Regions from separate parts of the Homo sapiens genome. Here region 2 is linked to region 1. Evidence: chromatin contacts called from ENCODE Hi-C data. All regions are on one chromosome and are shown on one strand. Each heading gives the region's core, a stretch centred on a gene start or an enhancer-like site at or near the end of the contact. The rest is flanking DNA. Distances are from core to core; before and after follow the strand shown. Region 1 holds the start of NEIL3 (nei like DNA glycosylase 3). Region 2 overlaps LINC01098 (long intergenic non-protein coding RNA 1098).

Region 1 (6,901 bases), core at 2,067-4,566:
GATGGAGGTTGCAGTGAGCCGAGATTGCACCACTGCACTCCAGCCTGGGTGACAGAGTGAGACTCCATGTCAAAAAAAAAAAAAAAAAAAAAAAAAAATTGGGAGAACTTCAGTAAACTGGGAAAAAGAGGAGGTATTAAAAACGTGAGAATAGGCCGGGCACGGTGGTTCATGCCTGTAATCCCACCCAGCACTTTGGGAGGTTGAGGTGGGCGGATCACCTAAGGTCAAAAGTTTGAGACAAGCCTAGCCAACATGGCAAAACCTGGTCTCTACTAAAAATACAAAAATTAGCTGGGGGTGGTGTTGGGTGCCTGTAATCCCAGCTACTCGGGAGGCTGAGGCAGGAGAATTGCTTGAACCCAGGAGGTGGGGGTTACAGTGAGCTGAGATCACGCCACTGCACTCCAGCCTGGGAGACAGAGCTAGACTCTGTCTTGGAAAAAAGAAAAGGTGAGAATAATAGCATGAGCCAAAAAACAAAAGGTACAAAATATATTCTGGGAATAAGTACAATTTATCTTAATTTCGTAGAGTATTCATAGTTTTCAAAGTGCTTTCACATAAGCTATGTTGTGTATGGAAATTAGAGCAATCATATGCAGGTGTATAGAAAAAGTATTATTTATTGTCCATATGAAGAAAGTGAGTTTTGGAAAAGATAAATGACATATATATATATGGTTATCAAATAGCACAATTTAATAGATTTAGCAAATTTACTGAAATTAGTAAATTGGACTTAAGAAGAAATTGTGAAGGTTCCTCTGGTAAGAGTGCACAAGAGAAAATTCAAGGAGGATAGCAGTTAGCAGGATCCTGACATAGTCCAGCTGAAATGTAGCAAGGGTCTGCACTAGGGTAGGCTTGCTTGCAATGTTGTGGGCTCTTTTTACAGACAATGTAGATACACAGCGTATGCGAGTTTGCTTTTGATTGGACGTAAGAAGCAAGATCAAAGAGATATACCAAAGGACTCAGAGGCTAGTCACATATAAACAAAATCTGGGCCAGGTGCAGTGGCTCATGCCTGTAATCCCAGCACTTTGGGAGGCAAGGCGGGTGGATCCCTTGAAGTCAGGAGTTCAAAACCAGTCTGGCCAACATGGTGAAACCCCGTCTTTACTAAAAATACAAAAATTAGCCAGGCGTGGTGGTAGGTGCCTGTAATCCCAGCTACATCGGAGGCTGAGGCAAGAGAATTGCTTGAACCCAGGAGGTGGAGGTTGCAGTGAGCCAAGGTCAGGCCACTGCACTCCAGCCAACAAAACAAAACAAAATCTGACTCCGCCTTTCAGTCACGCCAGTGAAATCTCTTAATGCCTTCAGTGTCAGTCCCCAACTCTTACTAATTAAAGATCGTATTTGACCCAAATGTGCACAGTACACAACACCTTAAAGAGAAATGAGGTGAATCAGATAAATGAACAGGTTGATATTTTTTAAATTTGTCCACAAGCTCTTTGATATCCCTCCTTTCAAATCACAGCTTAATTCCCCTCCCCTTGTGAATGCACTGTATTTAATGACTGGCTTCTAATGAATGGAATAAGAAGTAAGTTACCATAGTAAACTAAGTAATAAAGGGTGACTAAGTAATAAAGGGCATTGCAGCTTTCTCCTTGACTTCTCTCTTGGATCACACTCTCAGCTGCCATGTCATTAGAAGAGCCGAGCTGCACTATAGAGACACAAGAGGTGAGAAACTGAGGCCTCCTGCCAACAGCCATGCAAGTGACTCATCTCGGAAGTGGATCTTTTAGCTACAAAAAGCCTTTGGGGCACTTTAGCCTTGGCTAATATTTTAACTGTAACCTCTTGAGAAATGCTGAGCCAGGATGACTCTGGCTAGCTAGACTATTGCCAAATTCCTGACCCACAGAAACTTTGAAATAACAAATGGGATAATTGATGAGGTAACAATAAATAACTAGTACAACGCTGAAAGAGGAGAAGGTATATAGGACTTTTCTCCATCAAAGGACAGAGATTATTGAATTGAACAAGGGAGTAAAGTACAAATAGTCCTGAAATTGATCCAGCCAACTTTTGATCACTAATCTCTCCCTGCAAAGGAAAGATTTAATACTTTTCAAAATTTCAATCAAGTCTTCAGTATATTCAAATTCAACTCTCTAGTATACAGATGCTCCTCAACTTACGATGGGGTTATGTCCTGATAAACCCGTTGTAAACTGAAAATACAGTAAGTCGAAAATGCCTTTAATATATCTAACCTACCAAACATCATAGCTTCACGAGGCCCTCCTTAAATGTGTTCAGAACACTTACATTAGCCTACAGTTGGGAAAAATCACCTAACACAAAGCATATTTTATAATAAAGTGTTGAATAATTTATTGACTACTGTACTGAAAATGAAAAACAGAATGGCTATATGAGTACTCAAAGTACAGTTTCTACTGTGTGTCACTTTTGCACCATCATACAGTCAAAACACTGTTACGCTGGGGCATCCTAAGTCAGCAACCACCTGTGTATATGCTCTTGTGGTTTAACGGCAGCACAGTGCTATGCTTATGAAATCACTTAGAAATTGACATTCTGTTTTAATGTGTAGTATTTCAGTTTTCAAAAAAGAATACACTTTATAATTTACAAAACTATATGGAGTCATAAACTTCATAGATTTATATGTATGCATGCATCTTTGGTTAGGGTTGTGGGTAAATTTGAAAAGCTACGCATTACCCTCAAATTTATATAAACCTCTACGTTTAACAAAGCAATTTCATATAGCTTTCATCTTGGGGCGTCCCCTTACAAAATGGATGCATGCACTTAGGTAGGGCTCACTTAACTATCTAATAATGGAGTTTTTAAATATAGACACTAGAATATATTCTGCTGTTTGTTCCAAAAACCCTCTTCTTCGTTTCTCTTATCCCACCCACGTCCGAATATAGCATGCCAAAAACAGAGCCAAAAACAAGATTGTCTGTGACATATCTGTCCTGTCACAGACAAGGACAGATTAAGAGGACCAGATCAGAAAATGTGTGTATACTAAGTAGCTCAAAGACAAGGGCAAAACTTTAACGCAAAGAAAATACATTCAGAGCTTTCCAAGTCCCAATTTCTTCTGCTTTTACAGTTCAGCCTAGTTAGTTGTCCTCCACGCCCCCCGCCCCACGCGCGTTTGCGTTTTCTTAATAAACCCACAGCAAGACCTAGGGCGGGGGTGAACCACAGCGCATGCGCCGTAGGGAGCGACCTCAACAGCTAGGGTGCTGTTTGGGCGGGGCCTGGGCGGGGCCAGACGCGCGCGAGATTTGAATTTCCTCTGCGTGCGGTCAGTGCCCGCGCAGCGTTGAGTTGCACAGCGGTATTCTCACCAGGCCCTGCAATCGGTGGGCCACAGTGCCGGCCACAGAGATGGTGGAAGGACCAGGCTGTACTCTGAATGGAGAGAAGATTCGCGCGCGGGTGCTCCCGGGCCAGGCGGTGACCGGCGTGCGGGGAAGCGCTCTGCGGAGTCTGCAGGGCCGCGCCTTGCGGCTCGCAGCCTCCACGGTTGTGGTCTCCCCGCAGGTGAGCTACTCCTGTAACAGGCCATGCAGTCAGCAGGGGGGAAATGGAATAAAGACCCCATCAGGGTTCCAGGATTTAAAGTGTCATCTCTTTGCTCTGGCCCAGGTTTCCTGGGGTCCCACCTTTCACAGAGTTTATCGTCACTTTACTGTAGGGAGAAGTCGGTCCTAGCGCGCCTGCGCAGGAGAGGAGGGCTAGCGTTCTGGGCTCACGCTGCCGGAGCAAGATGCCCTAGGGGAATCCAGTGAAGGTGTTTTATCCGAGTCACCTTACTTAACTTCTTTATGATACACACATGGTTTCCCATGTCTACAGCTGCATTTTTTACTATTGATATTATCAAATCTCTGCTACCTCTGATATGTTTTCTTCGTCCCATTTTAAGCTTTTAGCATAAAATTCTACTTTCTTGCTTGGCTAATCTGCAATTGGTAAGTATATCACAACTAGTATATAATTCTAAAACTACACGTAGAAAATTTAGCACTAACTTCTCACTCAACTTCATATTGCCATCTAATTAAGGGGCAATGAAACCCAGTTCTGGTTCCCTTAAGTGAATTTATTTCTTTTTAAAGTAAACTAGCACAGCTTCTTGCCACTCAGGCATTCATTGCAGACGATGTGGTATTCATTTGGCCAGAACTTGTACTAAAAATATTCTGATTAAGGCATCATGTTTTAAAAGCCCTCTAGATGTATGGATGATTGTATTTCATGCCTACATGCAATATTGCACTGTATTTCAATTTCTTCTGCAAAGCTTCTTATAGCCTTTGGTCCTGGAAGAAAAAGTTGCCTGCTATGAAATTAGCATATGCTTACAACTTGAAAGAAATGAGGTTCTAAGTCTAAGAAAATATATTTTCAAACTTGGGAAAAAATAAGTTTTACATCTCCTTCCAATTGCCCTTTTGTTTATTTTGACTTGATATGCCAGTAAGTACTCTGTACCTATTTTTTTTTATTATTGTTATAGTGTTTCTAAAATCGTTTCAGGGTACCACAGAGATGGATTTTAGATGGTTTCTTAAGAATATTAATATTTATGAAAATTACTCATTCAATAAAATTTTGAATACTCAAGACACCTGGGGAGCAAAAACAAATACTTCCTCTTTTGGAGCCTATACTTCAGTTGGGAAGACACAAAGACATTCATTAAATAATCACCTAAAGAAATATAAATTAATAAGTTCTGTGAAGGAGAGATACACGATTCTTTAAGGACTTGTAGGAAGACCTGGGAAGGCTTCCCCAGGGAAGTAGCAAAGCTGAGGTGTGGGCCGGGTGCAGTGGCTCATGCCTGTAATCCCAGCACTTTGGGATGCTGAGGTGGGCAGATCGCCTGAGGTTGGGAGTTCAACACCAGCCTGACCAATATGGAGAAATTCCATCCCTACAAAAATAAAAAATTAGTCAGGCATGCTGGTGCATGCCTGTAATCCCAGCTACTCAGGAGGCTGAGGCAGGAGAATCGCTTGAATCCAGGAGGTGGAGGTTGCAGTGAGCTGAGGTCGCGTTATTGCACCCCAGCCTGGGCAACAAGAGCGAAACTCTGTCTCAAAAAAAAAAAAAAAAAAAAAGCTGAGGTGTGCAGGGTGAGTAGAAGCCATGCAGCTCAGGGATTGGAACAGGAAAAAGACTGAAAGAAAGCCAGAGTAGACACTGCCCTCTCATTTAGGAGTCGACTGCAGAAATCCAGGTGACAAATTTGGGGTCAAGTGCTGGTGGTGGAGATGAAGACAAGAGAATCACTATGATGGGAGGGCTAAGCAATGGATATGACATGAATATACTTAGGGATATCATCATTTACATCATTCAACCACAACGTATTTTGTGTTAGGTTTTATGCTAGCTCCTGCGGATACGAAGATGAGTAGGATATGCTTTCTGCTGTGAGAGTCCAACCTAATGTTTTAAATAAATATCACCTCATTGGTATTTAGGAAAAATAGCTTAAACATTTCCTTTTAAGTTTTGTTGTGATTATCTCTGATGGTATGGCATGAGATGCTTTTACATTTCATTCAGTCATGAAAAAGGATAACCCTATGATAAAGGATTAACCTGATTCTACAGATGAGGCATATGAGGCTCAGAGTGACTTTAAGTAAATTTGCCCAAGATCACATGTCTAGTAAGGGGCTAAACCAGGGTTTGATTTTTCTTTAAAACTCCAAAGCCTACCCTCTTAACCATGCCATAGCTCCTCTCAGCCATAAAAGATTCAGTAGGATCTTTATTGCTTTTTTAGCATACAACGGTAAGAACACCATAATGCTCAGTATATAGTAGTGGTTATTTATTAAATAGAAAAGTGCAATCTTGGATTTTTGGCTGTGTCTACCACCATTTTTAGTTTTGTTCGGTTGAGTCAATTCTCTTATATCTATTCTGATAATTCTCTTCTAACAGCTTCTATGGCCATGTTTGGATTGCACAAAAGAGTGCAGCCTGATAATATAATACAAATGCGTCAGTAATGGTTAGGCAATTATTAACATCACTTGGCAGCAATATTCAATAAGTTATACCCCACACATAAAAAGCCTGGCATTTAAAGGTATTATTTTTGATACCTTGATAGAAAGAGGCATTAAAAATTGGAATAGGTCTTTGTGGTTAGTATCAGGAATCTGGTTCTATGGACACTGGATTTTAAAATCAATATGGAAGGAATACATTCTTTGAGGCTGTTGGTAAATTTCTAAATAATTTACTATGGCTTCATTTTCTGGGACTTTGATCTGAAAAAAAAAACATAATTATAACCTTTTGTAAACATGAAGAGTCTTTTGCATTTTAGAGGGATCCATAGTAAATTTCATTAAAACATGGTAGGTTGTCACAAACCTCTGGCAAGATCATTACTGTAGCAGATGATCCCATGTCTCCTAGGCATTTATGCCAAAGAGTTAAAGCTATTTAAATGTTTCTGCTACTGGCTTGAAATGATTAGTTTTCACAAGGCAGCATTTAAAAATAATTTAATAACTGCATACTGCATTCTTTACAGTGCAGTAAACATGGAAAAAGTTACTAATGAGAGCTAAAGAAATATTTAATGGGCATTCAAAATAAAATATTTAAACCTCAGATAATCATACCAAAAAACAAACCAAAAAACACTACTTCAGTAGTTATTGCCATAATGGACTGTTACTGTGTCATATAGCATTCCTCTTTGTTACAGTATAAAGTTTATAGAGAACACACTTGAATGCATGTCTGCCTGTGACAACTGATCCTCATTTTGAGAAAACCTAGCCATAGAAGATCCCAGCATCTGCTAGTCATGGATGTACTATATTATTTTTCTGAGTCGTGATCCACTGTCTTGTCA
Region 2 (6,901 bases), core at 2,570-5,069, 430 kb after region 1:
TGTGAGCCACTGTTCCTGGCCAAAATTTTATATTTCTACCTTTATATTCTGTTTGATATGATTCCTAAGTTATTAATAAATATTGTATATTTTATATCTAATAAGAATTGAACTATTAACAAAATTACTAATATACACATACATAAACTTGAGTCAAATGGAAATAGTCTTGATATATTCCACTCAATTGTTAACTGGTGGGAATGGATTTATGATTTAACATAGAAGGCAAATTTAATAGTTGTTTGCATTGTGAAGATAAGTCCCTGACAGCATTTCTTTTTATTGAAACTGATAGTTATAACTACTTTGAACCATTTACTTATACATCTATACATAGTGATCTTTAAAGACAAAATATTGAGTAATATTATAACATCTGGAGACCTATTAAGCCGTTATAAACAATAGGTCATAGAACACTTTCACAGAGAGAACTGATTCTAACAAATTATTGTACTGACCCATATAATTATCTTTAATACAAGAAGATATGATACTTTTAAAATAATGGTCAGAACAGAACTATAAAAGGATTTACCCAAGTATATGCTGATGCATATTTGCCTGTGATGCCCTAGTATGACAGACTGAGGACAAATATGATGAACATTACTCCAGATAAAGTTTCATTTTCAGTTCTCACTAATCTAGAACATGCTACTTTAGCCAGGACAAGATAGGTAGTTTATAGGTCTCATGGTGACCACATCATATTCCAACAATAACTAGCCTTTAAAACTCAGCAGTTTTTAACAGTAGTTTCTCATGCTTTTCGGTGATTATATGCTGAATAATGTCCTAATGTTCTGTTGGAATGCATAGTTTGAAAATATGAGATTCACTGATGCAAGTCTCAAGTAAAACCACATTAAACCTTCATCCATGACTAAGTGTAGTTCTTGCGGGGCAGGAGATAGGTGGGAAACTAAAGGAGGAGAGCAAATAGGACAATGCTCTTATAGGATTGTATTGAACTACAAGTTCAGATTGTGTTTCTGAGTTTGCTAGTAGTATAGAAAGCCATATATGTATGTGTGTATATGTGTGTGTGTGTGTGTGTGTGTATAGAGAGAGAGAGAGAGAAACAATGTTACACATGGTAGCTGATCTCAAGCCATCTAAAAAAGCTTGTAAGTAACATATTAGCATTACTATGCTTCATATGACATACAGGGCACAGAGGATAATAGTACTGAAATTAATGTTACTACTAATTTTAATTTCCCAGGTGACTGGAAAAAATTTCAAGTTTCAAATTCAGAATTCCACCAGCATGATTTTCTACTTCTAGTACTTCTTATGAAAGATTGTATTTTCCAAAGATGACTATACCCATGTATACATATGAAAATCATCCTATATACTTAAAATGTAATGGTAATATACCTCTATTGAGAAGTACAATCTATGTTCCCTCTTCCCAAAACTGGGCGTACTTTTGTGACCTCTTTGACCAATAAAAAGTGGTAGAGGGGTGTTGCATGACTTCTGAGGTCTGACCATGAGTGGCGATGTGGTTTCTCTTTTCCTTGAAAGACTTGCTAATAAAACGGAAAGGCCATTGTGTCTTGCTGAGAGTCCCAGCTAGTCCCCTAACTGACCGTCAGCATCCATGGTCAGACATATGAGTGAATGAGGTTTCAAATGTTTCTAGGCCTGGATTTTAAGTCTCTCAGCCATGTCCCAGACATTGTGGAACAGAGACAAACTGTCCCACTGTATCTTGTGACCAACTGAAGCAGACAGATAATTATTCTTTCAAGCTCTAAGTTTTGGGGTAATTTGTTGCACAGCAATAGACATAGTTTTATGATTGTACCTGTTTTCTTCATGGCACCGCCACATTTGTCCCCCTGGCTACATACATTTAGCCCTAACTTTTTGCTACAATGGCAAGGTTTAGGAGCTCTGACAGTACCAGTTCCAGCACTGGGGAGGGTAAGTAAGTTTGGAATGTGATAAAAGATACCAGGAGGAATAATTATTTCTGCAATATCAATTACTACAAGTATGGTGAATCCAGAAGTGAAGGAGAAAGATTAGATTCAGCAGCACTTTGAAGCCCATCAATATGTAATATCACTATGAAGTTGCTTTGCTATTTTGCTTCAATAGCTCGTGATTAAAATAAACTTTATTAAATTCTAATTTAATGATCTAAAATATTATTTTACTATTAGAATGCATTAGCAGTGCTTAAACATTGAATTGTTATTGCCATTTGTTAAGATTTAGAAAACACCTGCTTTTAATAAGTTGGTACTAGCAGTAGGTCTTTATTTGAAGTTGAAATTTTTCCTTAAGGTGTTTGAGAAATAAGTGTACGAAGCTTCATTTCTAAAAAAAAAAAAAAAACAAATAAAAATAAGTGGTCAAATGAAGTTGTACTCATGTTATTTGACCATAGTTAACATTTTACAGTAAAAAGAGTAGATAATTTGCAGTTGGACAGTGGATTTTGAATATGTAGGCAATATTGATTAAAACAGTCAACTAGTTAACCCCTTTCTCAGTGACCTGAATAACCCAGTGCTATTGCTATTGTATTGTGCATTCTTTTCTTGAAACTCCGGAGAAAATGCTGAGTCTTTTATACTTTAGCTAACAAATTATTGGAGAAAATCTTGCATTAACAACTTGTGATTTATAGGTAATTTCTTGTCAGTGACAGATTTATGATCTCTTAATTTTTAGCCAGGTCTACTTCTGTAAGTACTAAACTCTAGCATTTATTTTTTAAAATTGGAAATTAGAAACATTTGACTTAATGACGGTTGTCAGTATCAATAGAATGATAGTATGAGCAGTGATCTGCAAATTTTAAAAAATCAAATGACATGGATTTATTATGTTTTAGATGACCATATTTTAAAAGCCTTATGGAAACATAGTCCACAATACATAATGTGTTAGAGTCTGGTCAGAATTAAAACAAAAATAAAGCAATTGCCAAACTAAAATTTCATGCAACATAACTTTTTAAATAAGAATAGAGAGAGACATTTCCAGTGACATAAGCAGGTGAGTTTTCTTGGCTCTCTTTTTGACTACCTCCGTGTGATCCCTATTTTCCTGCTAGAATGTACCGCCGGTCAGGTAAAGTTTAATATTGGATTTGAGTCTTACTCTACCAGTGGTGGAATACAGCCTATTTATATACTTCCTTAGCTATTTTTTATAATGCTATTCAAACTACAATTGTCTGCCAGGAATACTCAATGTTTAAGGTTCTAATCCATTCCACCTTCTCTGTGAAGGCCTTCCCTTATCACCATCTAAGCCACTTCAATTTCAGGTAAACCTTCCACAACTCACTTCCACTGTTAAGGAATCTCATGTATACCTCTCCTAGAGCTGTGTGATTGTTTTTACAATATTTTTTTCTGAACTCATTGAGGGCAGAGACTGGGTCATTTTTTTGGAAGTGACGTTCCATGGGACAGTGCTTGGAATATATTACAAACTCAATAAATCCAGTTTGAATGAATTGAACCCTAAATGATAAGAAGGATATTAGAGTTTTACCTTAATAAGAGCAAAGAGTTAAAGACAGTGCAAGGCATAATTTTAATGCGTAATTAGACGAGAGAAGAAGGGAGTAGGGGGATAACCAGTAGATGAGACTAGAAAGCTAGAATGGAACCTTTAAATCCAGCTCATCTGTTACTTCACCTGGGAAAGCTTCTCTAAGCAGGGTGCACAGAAATCTGTTCTATGAACTCTTTATAGAGTTTCCTTAACTGTCTCATACAAATTTTTAGATACTATCTGGTATTAGTCATTTGTGGATATGATTTATCATTTCCGTTGAAAAGTGAAACTCTTCAAGGCATACTATGTTATACCTCAGGTTTCTGGTCCCAGAAATACTTACTGTTACAGCTTCTACAAGTGAGTGTTCAATCATCATTAGTTACATAAATAAATGTATTTAAATAAAAAGGCAAATAGTTATTATATAGAATTCTTTAAAACTGGCTTCAGAAAGGTCATAAATCAAAAAACAGTGACATATAGTGAAATTACATGCTGGACGTTATTTGTGAACTTTTCATTTCTGAAAATATAATTAGAAATAATATTTATAGTTAACTACATACATAAAACTAATTCTAGAAAGAAAAATAATGCCAGCTTTCTTTGTGCTATGAAGACTAAAGTAAGCATTAGCTGTCTGCTTTTATGAGAATTTTTTTCCCCTTTGTTATAATAAAAATGTCCTTCAAATCCTCAGGCATTCTGAATTTCTAGAAACAAAACTGAGAGCATTTAAAAATACACGTTGTTAGACCATGATTTATTATAGTAATTATTTTCTAAAAACAGAAAACATAAAAGCACAGGACCTGAGGGCAGGGACATCTTTTTCATCCTTTTGGCCCCAGCTTAGTACATTGCTTTCAGAGAATAGGTACTCTATTTTTTACAAAGTATACTCTATCTGCTGAACTGAACTAAACTGACACACGCAAAAGAGTGAATATGAACATATACATTTATACATGTCAACATGTGCATGTTTACCACACTTAGGTTAATTAGAAACATTTTCCGTTGGAGTAAAAATACTTGCTAACGTTCATAGTAAGGAAAAGAATGGAAAGAATACATTAGGAACCTATTATATATAAGGCATTGTAGAAGATACTAAGAAGCATAAAATTCCTAAGAAATTTCCACTTTAATGAGAAAAATAGCCTATGTATAGAAAGTTAAGCAACCATTAAGGATAACTAACAGTGCAATATATTAAATAGGTAACTACTGAGTTGTGATCATTATTTGTGTTTCCACTCGTCATCTGTTTTTTCACCCTTTTTAATATCATCCTGGTTTCCTCGAGGAGGAGCACTCTTTTCTACCTCGGTAAGGTGGAATAGCAAGGTGCTTGTGTTTTTCCGTTAGAGTCTCGGTAGTATATTTTTGTTAGATACCCTTTTTATACTGTTGACAGCCAAATGACAGACAGGTGATCCTGGCCAATAGTATCTCTCACCTGGGACATTGAGGCTAAATTGGTACAAGGTTAAAACATTCATAAATGATGAGCTCTGTCAAGGTACCTATAAGCTTGCGTAGTGGTCCCTTCTGATAGCTGTATGTTCCTATCTAGTCTGAGGATGGTTGTGTTACCAGTGGAGGGTCTTGACTATGGGTCATCCAGGCTCTTGGCATTTTGAACAAAGAATTGGACAAAATGCCCAAACAAAACAACAAAAGAAGGAAGCAATGAAAGCATAGGTTTATTGAAAGGGAAGTACACTCCATGGAGTGGTGGTAGGCTCCAGCAAGCGGCTCAAGAGCACTGCTTACAGAATTTTCTGAGGTTTAAATACCCTCTTCCCATTTGTTAGTTGGTTACACCCTACGTAAATGAAGGAGTGGCCCACCACCGGTCTGGTTGCAGGAGGTGACCCATCAGAAGTCCTCTCCATTTTTTAATCTTCAGGCTGAAAGTGGGGGTTACCTCTGATCCTTTTGTTACTTGGACATGGAGAGGTGGGGTTTTCTTTTTGATTCAATTCTAGGAAGTCAGTGAATATTGAGCTTAGGTTCCCTGCCTTCAGACCCTATTCTCCTCCCTCAGTTATTCACCCTTTCCCTCAATCCTCTGAGTGGCCTTTCATCCTGCTAGTAACAGCTGCAATTGTTGAAAGTTAGGCAACATTGCTTGTTTTGTTCTTGTTTCTATAGATTTTTTTGTTGTTAATTCAGCTTTTTAAAAATCCTGATTAAAATAATTACTAAATACTTCTAGTAAATACTAGAAAAGGTCAGAGGTAGGAGAGAGTTCTATGCTGCAGTGCTCTGAAAAAAAATAATTTCCAAAGAAATATTTGATGTGGGACTTTGAAGGATAGATACAAATTGACCAATGTTAAATGAAGAAGGCAGGCAGGCTTTTTAGTGATGAGGAAAGCCTGGTATTAAATGTTAGAAACTGAAGATCATGAACTGCCACTGGGAGAGAGAGTAAGTAGAAATAATTTTATGTGGAACTACAAATGTAGAATAGAAAAGGGGTTGAGCACATATGTTTAAAATCCTGATTCTGGGTTTAAGTGTTTGGTGTTTATGACATAAAATATTTGAAGATAAAACCAAGTTAGAATGCAAAAGAGTAAAGCCCTACTTTAGATAAGAAACAACTAATATTAGCTACAGATCAATAAAATGCACTTTTAAAATATTTTTTTGCCTTGCTATTGAGTCTTGTTTCAAATTAAAGTATACACAGTACACATAATAATCAAAGTTGGTATTATAAATATATAAATCCTATCTAAATTAAGAATATTACATGTTTTCTCTTATATAGAATGAGAGAAAGAAAAAGCTAAGTCTTCTGAAATCAATTTTTGAGATTTCATCTTAAGATTGGTAGACAAGGAAAAATGAGACAAGAAGTAAATCACAAAATTACGAAGTACAAGGAGATTTTTGAGAATTAAAAGAGAAACTTAGAGCTTTTGATCATAAAGGAAAAAAGGAAATTGCATCCTTCTGTACAATTACATCAGTATTGATGTATAATCCACACCATTCAGTATCTAAAATTTGACTGGGCCTAAAATAGCTGCTGTGATTTCCATGCTAAATTAACAAGATAAATTACAGAGCATCATTTTATTGCTATTGTTGATGAAAAGTAAAAGTTGCAATCAATCATCTAAATGAATTTTGGCATTATGGTTTGGGCAAAACATCTGGATTTGGATAGACATGTTTTGGTTTTTATTATCTGCACAAAGTTACACTCAGATTTCCATACTTTTTCTTTTAGGGAATGTATCCTATCAATATGTTTTCCAAGGTTTTAACTACTAATTACTCTGGTTTTGATTAAACATAACACAAACTAAATAATGGAGCTTAGATATTAGATACCATCAGCATT

Evidence for each region. A loop is a pair of places that touch in the nucleus more often than their neighbours do. Pooled maps may share reads with other maps.
Region 2: a loop to region 1 is called in a pooled map, with 8 times the contacts of the local background. The contact joins the enhancer-like site here to the promoter of NEIL3 in region 1. A Hi-C loop is called at or near these places in 4 of 37 single-sample maps with no recorded cell type and 7 of 50 pooled maps.

What each region holds. Positions count from the first base shown.
Region 1 is chr4:177,306,558-177,313,458 of GRCh38, forward strand. NEIL3 (nei like DNA glycosylase 3) reads left to right here and starts at 3,317. Exons shown (of 10, transcript NM_018248.3): 1 at 3,317-3,552. The coding sequence starts at 3,397. RefSeq lists a silencer at 3,198-3,317 and an enhancer at 3,398-3,487.
Region 2 is chr4:177,736,957-177,743,857 of GRCh38, forward strand. All of the region lies in intron 2 of LINC01098 (long intergenic non-protein coding RNA 1098), which reads left to right. Among named protein-coding and RNA genes, the nearest start is that of LINC01098, 12 kb to the left of the region's middle. Within about 2 kb of position 3,820, at least 2 of the 41 ENCODE cell types and tissues checked have a DNase peak (open chromatin) inside an H3K27ac peak, as active enhancers do.